Linked DNA regions of Homo sapiens: all the other regions are linked to region 2. The links are chromatin contacts, found by Hi-C in ENCODE. All regions are on one chromosome and are shown on one strand. The core of a region is the stretch at or near the end of the contact, and the rest is flanking DNA. Distances in the headings are between cores, read along the strand shown.

What was found. A loop is a pair of places that touch in the nucleus more often than their neighbours do. Pooled maps may share reads with other maps.
Region 1: a loop to region 2 is called in a map of CD4-positive, alpha-beta T cell, with 6 times the contacts of the local background. The contact joins the promoter of EIF3M here to the promoter of PDHX in region 2. A Hi-C loop is called at or near these places in 3 of 168 maps with a recorded cell type or tissue (CD4-positive, alpha-beta T cell and naive thymus-derived CD4-positive, alpha-beta T cell) and 10 of 50 pooled maps.
Region 3: a loop to region 2 is called in a map of CD8-positive, alpha-beta T cell, with 5 times the contacts of the local background. The contact joins the promoter of QSER1 here to the promoter of PDHX in region 2. A Hi-C loop is called at or near these places in 1 of 168 maps with a recorded cell type or tissue (CD8-positive, alpha-beta T cell) and 11 of 50 pooled maps.

The regions. Positions count from the first base shown.
Region 1 is chr11:32,582,111-32,585,739 of GRCh38, forward strand. EIF3M (eukaryotic translation initiation factor 3 subunit M) reads left to right here and starts at 1,721. Exons shown (of 11, transcript NM_006360.6): 1 at 1,721-1,819. The coding sequence starts at 1,778. RefSeq lists enhancers at 1,432-2,084, 1,727-1,876 and a silencer at 1,507-1,566.
Region 2 is chr11:34,915,139-34,918,674 of GRCh38, forward strand. It overlaps PDHX (pyruvate dehydrogenase complex component X), which reads left to right and starts at 1,480. Exons shown (of 11, transcript NM_003477.3): 1 at 1,480-1,677. The coding sequence starts at 1,518. APIP (APAF1 interacting protein) reads right to left here and starts at 1,241. Exons shown (of 7, transcript NM_015957.4): 1 at 1,090-1,241. The coding sequence starts at 1,146. RefSeq lists silencers at 902-1,241, 1,262-1,311 and an enhancer at 1,482-1,781.
Region 3 is chr11:32,890,200-32,894,117 of GRCh38, forward strand. QSER1 (glutamine and serine rich 1) reads left to right here and starts at 2,612. Exons shown (of 13, transcript NM_001076786.3): 1 at 2,612-3,135. The coding sequence starts at 2,927. RefSeq lists an enhancer at 963-1,537 and silencers at 2,285-2,904, 2,985-3,384.

The sequences.
Region 1 (3,629 bases), core at 471-2,970, 2.3 Mb before region 2:
ATCCCTGCCCCCAGGCAACAGCAATCTATAATGCTGTCATTATAGTTTCTACTTTCTAGAGTTTTATATAAATGGAATCATACAGTATGATGATTAACTGAACAAAATTATTTTGAATTATTTTGGGATTGTCAACTAAAGAAAAAAAATCAAGCTTTTATTTTAAGAGATGGAGTCTCACTCACTTTGTCACCCAGGCTGAAGAGACTGAAAAAAAAAAAAGATTCATCTGTGTTTTTGCATGTATCAATAATTCATCCTTTTTTGTTGCACAGCAGTATTCCATTAAGCAGATGTATAACAATTTTTTGATCCACTTCATTCATCTATTGATGAACATTTGGGTTGTTTCCTTTTTTTTGGCTATTGAAAATAAAGTGTTAACTTTTTGGAAACTGTCTCCTGAAAAAGCTAAACATAAATTTACTAAATAAGCCACTGATTCCTCTCATAGGTACATACCTAAGAGAAATATACGTACACACAAAATCTTGTGCACTAACGTTCATGGAAACATTATTCATAATAGCCAAAAAATGGAGACAACCCAAGTGTCCACCAACTGATGAACAAATCAACACAATGTGGTATATCCATAACAATGCAATATTATAAGCAATAAATAGGAATATAGGAGGGATACATGGACGAACCTTGAAAACATTATGCTAAATGAAGTAAGTCTGACTTAGGCCACCGTGTATTTTGTGATTCCACTTACATGAAATGTCCAGAAAAGGCAAATTCATAGAGACAAAATGTAGTGTTTGCCAGGGGCTGGAGAGAGGTGGGGCCGGGGGTCTGGGGAGTGATTGCTGATGGGTAGTTTCTTTTGTAGGTGATGAAAATGTTCTAAAATTAAATAGTAGTGATGGTTGTGCAACTCTGAAAATACTAAAAACTACTGAATTGTGTATTTATTTTATGAGACGGAGTCTCGCTCTGTCGCCCAGGCTGGAATGCAGTGGCATGATCTGGGCTTACTGCAACCTCCTTCTCCCAGGTTGAAGTGATTCTCCTGCCTCAGCCTCCCGAGTAGCTGGGATTACAGGCGCGCACCACTATGCCCCGGTAATTTTTGTATTTTTAGTAGAGACGGGGTTTTGCCATGTTGCCCAGGCTGGTCTCCAGTTCCTGACCCCAAGTGATCCGCCCACCTCGGCCTCCCACAGTGCTGGGATTACAGGCGTGAGATCCACTGCGCCCAGCCAAAGCTGCTATTTTTTAAAAGCGGCAATGAACATTCTTGTACAAGTCTTTGTACGGACATACAGTTTGGGTAGAAGAATAGCTGGGTCATATGCTGGGTGGATACTGAACTTTTTCAGAAACTGCCGCTCCTCTGCAAAGTGACTGCACCATTTTATGTTCCCAACAGCAGTACAGGAGAGTTTCAGGTCTACACAAACCCATCCATACTTGGTAAGACCCAACAAGCTTAACATTTCAAGGGAAGGTGGACTTAGGGAGGCGCCAGCGGGAGGCAACATCAATGCAGTTAGCTACACGGGCCTGAAAACTGGAGGCCGCGACAAGCGTCGCTGAGTGGAGGCCCAGTAAGTCCCACCCACTAGGCCAGCCCGAGCGCGTCTGCCACGCCCTGCTGCATTCCGCGGCGAGAGCGCGCGATAGGATTGGCTCTCAAGGCCCCGCCCCAACAGGTCGCCGCTCAGGGTGACCCGGAAGCAGTTGCGCCAGCAGCGTCGCGCGGCCCAGTTCCCTTTTCCGGTCGGCGTGGTCTTGCGAGTGGAGTGTCCGCTGTGCCCGGGCCTGCACCATGAGCGTCCCGGCCTTCATCGACATCAGTGAAGAAGATCAGGTGTGCTTCGGTCTACGGGTGCCGCCACGGTGGGGTGGGGGATGTCCTAGTAGCGCAAGGGACCGCTGCCGAGCCTGGGCCGGGCGGCCGGGGCTGACACCCGCAGCTGTTCTACACGCGAGAATGGGGAGGCCGGTGGCTGGGGCGCGCGTTCCTGGCCTCGATTCGCACCAGCTCGCCGGCCGGCGGTCCCAGCGCGGGGCCCGACGCTTCACCGCCAGCTCCCTGGTCGGCGTCGGGACTCATTTCTGACGACATAGTACTTTTAGACTGATGAGGAATGATGTCTGCTTCCGTCCGTCAAATGCAGCCACATTCGGAGTGGGAGGTGGTGAATCTGTAGTTAGCATAAGCAGGGTAGGGAAAAGTAATTTTGTGCTAAAGATCAAAATGCCGGGCCGGGCGCGGTGGCTCACGCCTTTAATCCCAGCACTTTGGGACGCCGAGGCGGGCAGATCACGAGGTCAGGAGATCGAGACCATCCTGGCTAACACGGTGAAACCCTGTCTCTATTAAAAATACAAAAAAATTACCCGGGCGCGGTGGCACGCGCCTGTAGTCCCAGCTACTGCCGAGGCTGAGGCAAGAGAATCGCTTGAACCCGCGAGGCGGAGTTTGCAGTGAGCCAAGATCGCGCCACTGCACTCCAGCCTGGGCGACAGAGCGAGAGTCCCTCTCAAAAAAAAAAAAAAAAAAAAAGATCAAAACGCCCGTATTACTGTGCGATCACAGGCGAAGACGACCCGTATTTTACACTTGCTTTCTATTCCTACTTGTATGAGGGTGAGAGTTGTTCTGTACCCCGGAAGTATGGTATCAGTTCAGCTCTTAAATTCTGTGAGGCATACACCTGATGGACCATCCTGATATTTTTAAATTTCCCGTTTGGCGTTTGCTCTTTGGTATACAGGGCTGATGGTTCTCATTTTCCCCATAACAAAAGTTTAACCTTATTTGGTAGGAGTTGAACACGACATCGTATTCTTTAAGTTAATTTTGTATTGCTGAAAATTCTTCTGTGAAGTCCTAACTTTGTCGTTTTATTTCTGTTACTCCACTAACACGGAAGTAACTTCCAAATGATTGGATATCATAAACTTCGCATGGAAGTTTACTTGTCTAAGACAACTTACAGAATTGCGGGAGTGAGTTCCCCCTCTCTCCTCCCCCCGCCCCATGGTAGGAATGCAGTTCCGATGCTCTGAAGAGCAAAGTAAGAAGGGAAAATGCAAAAGGCGGAGAAAAGGTCAAGGATGGGGAGGTTAAGCACAGATAGGAAGATATGAAAGACAAAAAGATACCTGATTAGAAATGGAAGCATGTTACCAACAGTTGGCTGTTAGGTTAACTGAGAAAGTGTTTGGAATTTTTTTTTTTTTAACATACAAAGTGAATGGAGGAAGTTCTTGTCATTGATCGTATCTTAAAGTGTCTTTTCTCAGGCTCTGCTTCTGTTCTTGTAACATCAGTATCGCTGTAGACAGTCCTTTCAGGGAAATATGAAATTGCTCAGGATTAGTTTAACTTTGGTGAAATTCTCAGCTTGATTAGAGTTAAATGGAATTCTTTATCTTTTTTTGTTTTCCTTTGCTTATGCTGCTTCCACAACCACTTGTGGCAGTGAGGATGACAGAAAAACAGCAAACGTGGTTCAATAGTTCTTAGAAAAAGTTTGCTGTGTATCTGTTTCCTCCATAGAGAAGCATGAAGCATGATTTCTGGAGGTATTTTTGTTTTCTCTGACATGGTGACAGTTTGTTTTCTTTTTTTAATTTTGCTTATAATACCAACTCTTCTATGAAGTTACTGT
Region 2 (3,536 bases), core at 230-2,729:
CCTTAAGGCTCTCTTTGATGCTCATTCTGATGACATTACACTAAGATTTACTGATTGAGGGTACGGACACTTCTCCATACACACTTGCCCAGGAACGATCTCCAGTTACCTGTCCTGTCTCCAAGATCTTCTCTCTCTCATCCAATCTTGCCTATGCAGCATTCTATTTTCAGAGTCGTCTTTGCTAATTTGGGGAAGTCACTTATTCAAACAAGAAAGTGGTTGACAAATGTTTAGCAATGAAATCTCCCGCGAGTTACTACTTTTTAATTAGGATTTTCAACCCTAAGAAAGATATAGATAGGAGGAATAAGATAGGGGGAATAAGGAAACTAATTTTGAGGGGTTTCCCTGCCTCTTAGGTGGGGTTTATCATATTGTGCTGAAACTGCTTATTCGTCTAGTTCTCCAGACCCTGGGCCATTTATCTTACGTATCCCTATCTCTGAGCGTGTAGAAGGCGCTCCATAAAACTGTTGGTTTGTGTAAATGACCGAAAACTACATGCAGCGTGAGGGTGGATTTCCCTTTGACTTCGGCTTAAGGAAGAATCGTTCCCATGATCATCCCACAATTCATCTAAACGGAGATAGGCAAGGAGCAACTGCTCAAAGGCAAAGCGCTGGCAGCTGAGGCACAGCTCCGGTTCGGCAAACGTCTCCCGAGTGCCAAACGTCCCCCCAAACGCCTAACTGGTCGTCAGGGCGCAGAAAAGAAGCTTGGGGGGCGCGGTCTTCGCCCCAGCTCCACTTCGGTGCTTCACGATTCCTTCTCTGGCCTGCCTTCCTGATAAATACCCGGTGAGGTCACCTAAACGCTCTCCTCTCTCAGTTATTTGCTTCTTTCCAACGTTTGGCGCCCAGCTCCCGCCATCGGAGCGCCCCGCCCGAGACCACTGATCTCCTGGGGCCTCGCAGCCTTGCTTCCGAACGCCAAGGTCGCGGTGCGCCGGGGTAGCGAACGGCCAGGCCCGAAACCCCGCCCCGCAGCTAAACGCCCGGCCCGCTACCCTGCGCCCAGCTCCAGCCGCCGGGTCCCGCCTGGGCCTCTCCTCCTGGGAATACCGGGCACCGGTGGCCCCGCCCCTACCTGCGCGCCGCATCTCCGGGAACAACAGTCTCCCTCCCGAGCATCACAGCCAGACATGGCCCAGACCAGGGACCCGCGCGGCCTCCAATCTCCGCACGGCTTTGCGCGCGGCGCTTAGCCTGGGATACGGCAGCGAGGCCGCAAATGCAATCAGGCGGCGCTGAGGGCAGCCCGGGGGCGGGGCGAACGGGGCGGGGGCCGGGGTCTGGTAAGGCCCCGCCGGCTGAGATATCCAGCGGCGCACCTGACTTCCCGGGAGGCAAGGCCAACGTGGTTGGAGGCGGGGCTGGGTTGGGGGGCGGGGGTTCAAGTCTGAGAGACCTAAAGGCACCGCTAGCGTCTGGGGGCGTGGCCAACCATGCGGGAGGCGGGGCCTTGATGCTGGACATCAGGCTGTGCTGCGGGCAGCCAGTGAGAAGGCCGTCAAGATGGCGGCCTCCTGGAGGCTGGGCTGTGATCCGCGGCTGCTGCGTTATCTTGTGGGCTTCCCCGGCCGCCGAAGCGTAGGGCTGGTGAAGGGGGCTCTTGGGTGGTCTGTAAGCCGCGGAGCTAATTGGAGATGGTTTCACAGCACGCAGTGGCTTCGGGGTGAGTGGCCGGGGCTCGCTCAGCTTCTCTGTGTAGCTGAGTGATGGGCCTGGGACAGGGGCAGTTATGATTGAGGGCCTGCTTTTGGGTGTGAAGGTGCGCGGGCTCCTTATTCCCTTTCCTCTTTCTCCGGTTGGGGTCCGCCGACTTGGCCTAATGCATGCTGTGAAGGGCTTTCTTGGCAGCTGAGAGAACTCGACTCTGCCCTAGGCCCCCTGGTTTGTATGGCTTTGTGACCTTGCCTTGGAATTTGGGTTATTTGTGAGGCGCAGAGAGGGTTCCCAAACTCTCCTCCCTCAGCCCCCTTTCCAATCAAGGCTCAGGTTTCTTTAGGGTTGTCAAACGTCTCGGACGAGAAAAAGCTGCCCAAGGTTGCCGAGATTGAAAAGCCACTGTTGGGAGTTCTTACTTATTCTCTAGGCCTCTCTCTGTTAGGAGGTGTTTTCATTGAGGCCAGTCGAGTTTTACCCCACGCCATGACTCGTGGAAGACTTAAATTTGTAAATTCCTACGGCATCACGATAGACAAAGGTCCAGGAGAATGTTTCAAGCAAATATTCGCTTGAAAGAGCAAACATTTAGGAGATAAATCATACCAAAAATTTATTATAGAAAATTGTTGTTTAGTAATGATATTGATGCAGTTAACACAATTCTTGCAGTATTTAACAGTATGCAAAATGGCAGGCCGGGTATTATTTTTCCTTATTTTGGGAGAAGGTTGGAGGGAGGCGGGGATGGAGAATAGGACTGACGTTTTTTAGTGTGACGTATTACCTGCCAATCATCGTTCCTGGCACTCTACAGAATGAATTTTAATTTAAATAGGTCTAGTAGACGTTGCCTTCATATTCTGAGCTACCTTAGGCTCAGAAAAAAAAAATCACACAAAGTCATATGGTAAGATGAGTGTATTGGGGTTCCTAAAGGTTCCTTAATGGGAACAATTTATTTCATTTTTGGTGTAATGTTTCATAACATATTCCTTGGAGCAGAGGTGCTTTAACAGTGTGTGCAGAATTCCTTCTCTTCCCTCCTCCAAGTTTGTTGAAATTAAACTTTTTTCCAGCTCCTAGAGATTCGGTCTGGTCTGGTGTGGGGCTCAGGAATCTGCATTTTACAAATGTTGGATGAGTTTTGATGTTTTATTTTGACATTTAATGGAATGAGCTTTGAGACTCACTGCCTTAGAAAATCATGGAATATTAAAAGTTTAGTATTGGATATAATCTAGGAAGAGTGCTCTTAATCTTGTTTATCAAGCAGATCCTTTTGAGAATCTTTGAAAATGTTACAGACTCTCTGTACAGAGGAAGTACCATAAATGGTCACACACAAAAATGTGCACGTAGTGGCTCACGCCTGTAATCCCAGCACTTTGGGAGGCGAAGCTGGAAGATTGCTAGAGCCCAGGAGTTGGAGACCAGCCCGGGCAACAAAGTGAGACCCCCGTCTCTACTTAAAAAAAAAAAAAGAAAGAAAAAAAGCCAGGCGTGCTGGCATCCCAGCTACTCCAGGGGCTGAGGCAGGAGGATCCGTTGAACCCAGGAGTTAGACGTTTCATTGAGCTATGATCCTGCCGCTGCACTTTAGCCTGGGTGACAGAGTGAGACCCTGTCTCAGGAGAAAAAAAAAAAAAAGTATACATAGGCCCAGTTTAATGCCTTTAGAAACTCAGTTAGGCAAGCAATCCTTATCTGCATCCTCATGATGCTTTTTTACCTATTCCCTATCCCCTAGACATATACCATGAACAACTTGTCTACCCCAGTTTGAATACCATCTGTCAGGAAGAAGGCATGGCATCTCAAGGAAAGCCAAATTAGTTTTCTAGTGCTGCTGCAACAAATTACCAGAAA
Region 3 (3,918 bases), core at 1,362-3,861, 2.0 Mb before region 2:
GAACAATCTCCCCACATTTTCCACCCTAACTCCCATCCCATTAGAAAATCAATACGTATTTCACAGGTCGCGGTGGCTCACGCCTGTAATCCCAGAACTTTGGGAGGCTGAGGCAGGCGGATCATCTGAGGTCAAGAGTTCGAGACTAGCCTGGCCAAAATGGTGAAACCCGTCTCTACTAAAAATACAAAAAAATTAGCTGGGCGTGGTGGCATGCGCCTGTATTCCCAGCTACTCAGGAGGCTGAGGCAGGAGAATCGCTTGAATCCGGGAGGCGGAGGTTGCAGTGAGACGAGATCACCCCACTGCACTCAAGCCTGGGCGACAGAGCGAGACTGTCTGAAAAAACGAACAAACAAAAACACGGGACCAACAATGCTCATTCTAGAGTTTGACATTACCTAGATCAGACTTGAAGCAGCTTGGTTACGAATCATTTGAGAGATCCCGAAACGTTCACAGAGCTGGAAGTATATTTTCAGTAGGGAAGAAGACATTCTTCAGATAGTATCATCAAGTGTACAAAATTTTTAAAAGATTTATTTACATATATCAAAGCATCACATTGTACCCCATAAATGTATGCAATTATGATTTGTCAATTAAAAATAGTATTGATAAAAAATGTAATGATGTTATTTGTAGACATGTAACATTTGAAAATAAATATAATTGTACTGATTTAGAGTGAACTAAGGAAATTTCATTTAAATGGCAAAGGAACATATGGTGACAGAGTAATATTACTAAAAATACTCACTAGAATTTTCCCTTAATATCTTTCCCTGATTTATGTGACATAAACAAACTACATAATGGTGTGAGGGACTATAAAGGTTTTATTGCCACTTGTTTGGTATTGCCTGCGTAACTCACTCTGAGTGCCAGTTGTGGGTATCTCAAACTAAGTGTCATAAAACATTTATAGCATGCCACTCCATTTCCTATACTTTTCATAGAGACAAAACTTTAGCGCTCACAAAAGTACTTATAAATATAATAGCTAGTTGTGAAAACTTTTTAATTTAGATCCCACATTTCCAGTTTGCAGGAAGAAAAATAAATGTAATGAAGATTTACGTTACTTCTCTGCATGAACTCAGATTAGTTCGCAAATTCCTTTTCAAAGAAAAACCACTTTTCAAAGATATCCTCAGTAAATGCATTTTGTAATTAACATAAAATTGGCAAAGTCGCTGTGCCTACACGTTTGAATTCATGTGTAAATAACGACTACTCACTTCCTTGCTTCCCCACCCGGGGACCAGGCTCCAAGCATCACAGGTGCAGAAAGACTTGCAAAAAGGAATGAATAGGAACAAAAGGATGTAGGCGCCAGGAGGAAAACAGGATCTTCCAGAACAAAATTAATCTCGCAAGGCATAGCAGATCCAACACCAGATTATTACCAAAGTTTAAACTTTTTCAATGGTCATCAGAGATAGCGTATCAAGTTTATTAGGTCTTTCACTACGGCTGATTTGCTTAAACCTTTATGTTATGCTTATCTTGAGGGATAGATTTCTGTGCTAAGCACATAATAGGTGTTAAACCAATATTGATTTTTAAAAGGAGGTGGTCATTAAATAGAAATTTTACTGTTATTTTAACCTTTAAATTTATGGCCCAAGGGCCAAACGATGATTTGTACGATTCCCTAGTTTCAATACTTGTGAGTTATTACAAGAAATACAACTCTGCTATGCAACAGAAGAACCGCAAATAGTCATTAAATTACCGCACACCAAGCAGCTTGGAGATCAGATAGGAAATGTTTGGGGAGAGAGTCCTGCTGAAGTTCCAAGTCTCAAACAAAACCCCTCAACATCAGAGTGCATGGTGAGTTTAAATTTATTGTAATTAAAGTCATCCAGATGGTAGTTGGATTAATCAATGAAGAGGTGGTTATCTATCTTGGGATAGAAGATTCTGAAACCCAGAGCGAGAAAAATCCCCAAGGTGGGGGTGGGGACAGTTAATAAGAGCCCTTGGGAAAGGCCCTTTCAGCGAGGATTGGAAAATAATACGTTTGAATTTGAATCTCTTTGAATATAAATCTCCCCTAACAGCAGGAAAAGGGTCCTCTAGCCCAGCAAGCTTTGGGGAGGGAGTAAGCGGAACTGCAAAAGAGCTCGCTCAGCTGTTTCTGGATTGGGGCGCAGAGAAAGAAATCGCGATCAGGGAACTGAGTACTGGAGTCCCTCAAAATAACCCGAAGGGTCAAATAGTGAGCTCCAAGCAAAGCGTTGACCCGGCTACCCCTGAGCAGCGCCCTACGCTGGGTTCCACTCCACTTCCCCTCCCCCGCGCGGGGCGATAGCCAGGCGCGGTCCCTTCCCACGCGGGCCGCGGCGAGTGCGGACAGCTCCCTTCCGGGCTGCGGAAGGCGGGAAGTCTGCGGTTCGCGGGCTCCGGCTGGCGGGCGCCCCTCGGAGTCCCTGAAGTCGGCCGGGCCCCGCAGGACCCGCGCCTTCTCGGCCCCAACTGTCCCTCGCGAAGCGTCCTGCGGTGGCGGAGGCCTCGCGGCCGCCCGCCAGCCCCGCGAGCGGCAAGCGCGGGGCTCAGAGGGGAGGCGGGGCAAGGCCGCGGGGCGGAGGGGGGCGGGAGGTGCATCCTGGGAAATCCACCAACATGGGGCGCAGCGGCCGCCGCCGCCGCCGCCGTCGCCGCGAGTCCCGGCCGCGGGTGCCTCCGCTTCCCTGACGCCCAGCTGGGGCCTCGCCGCCCGCCGCGGCCCGGGTCTTTGCGGCCCAGACTCGCCAGCGCGCCCTTCTCCCGCCTGCTCGCCGGGGCCATGTGAGGGGGCAGCTCCCTCCACCGCCGCCGCCCCCTCTTCCTCCCCCGCCCCCTCTCCCTGCCCGCCCCCGTCACACGGAGCCCTGGAGGATCCCCCGCTGCTGCCCGCCCTCCCTACGCCACCCCCACGATGGACAGGAACTACGCGACCTCGGGCTTCACCGAGCCGCCGCCGCCGCCGCCGCCCGCGCCCCCCGCCGCCCCCGTCCCCGCCAGCGCCGCTGCGCAGCCCCCCGCCCCAGCCTGGGCGTACGAACCCCGAGCCGCCGCCGCCGCCGCCAGCAGCAGCTGCAGCAGTGGCAGCTGCAGTAGCGGCAGCAGCCCCAGCCTCAAGGCCAGGTAGGGAGGGTGGGCGGCGGGGTCGCGGTGGACCAGGAAAGGCCGGGGATGCGTTTGGGGCCTTCGCTCGGTTGCAGCGCCGCCCAGAGGTCTGGGCCGGGCGGGGAGCCCTCCGCTCGCCCTCGGCCAGCTCGGGGGAGGCGGCTGATGACTCCTACGGGGTGGTCGCGGGTAGGTGGGGGCGCCCGGTGCAGGATTCGCGCCTGGGGACGGCGGGTGAAGGAATAGCTGGGCGGGAGTCGTGGGGCTCCGTCACCTCTTGGGTCCTGGGCTCTCACATGGTGAAGTTTGGGCTCGTGGCTGAACTCGGGATCTGTGAGACCCAGGATTGGCGCCGGGGGTCCGAAGGGGGCGCCGGAGAGTTTGGGGCAGTGGCGATCCATTGTATTGGAACCTGGGTGGCCGACAATGCGGTCTTGGGGACTCCGGCGTGTGAGGGTTGCGGAGGCGGGAGAGGAAGAGTCGCGGAACCGCGTCCCGGAGACACTGGGGGGCCCGGGAGGGCTGGGCTACGGGAGAATCCCCGGGGCGCAGGGCAGAAGAGGGGGCCCGGCAGGGCGCGAACGCGGCTCCAGGGCCGGGTGACATATGTTTGCGCTGGTGGCCAAGATTTAGGCGATTTTTCTTCCACGCGTTCAAAGTTGCTCTTAGGTTTCCTCCCCTTTTAACAACAGCAGGAAGTAAGGAATCTTTCTTTGCCTTCTATGCCTCGGGGTGACTGAGAGTTGGGAAGAAATGGGGCGGGGGTTGGGGTGGGGGTAGTGAAGGCCGTAAAGGTTGAAG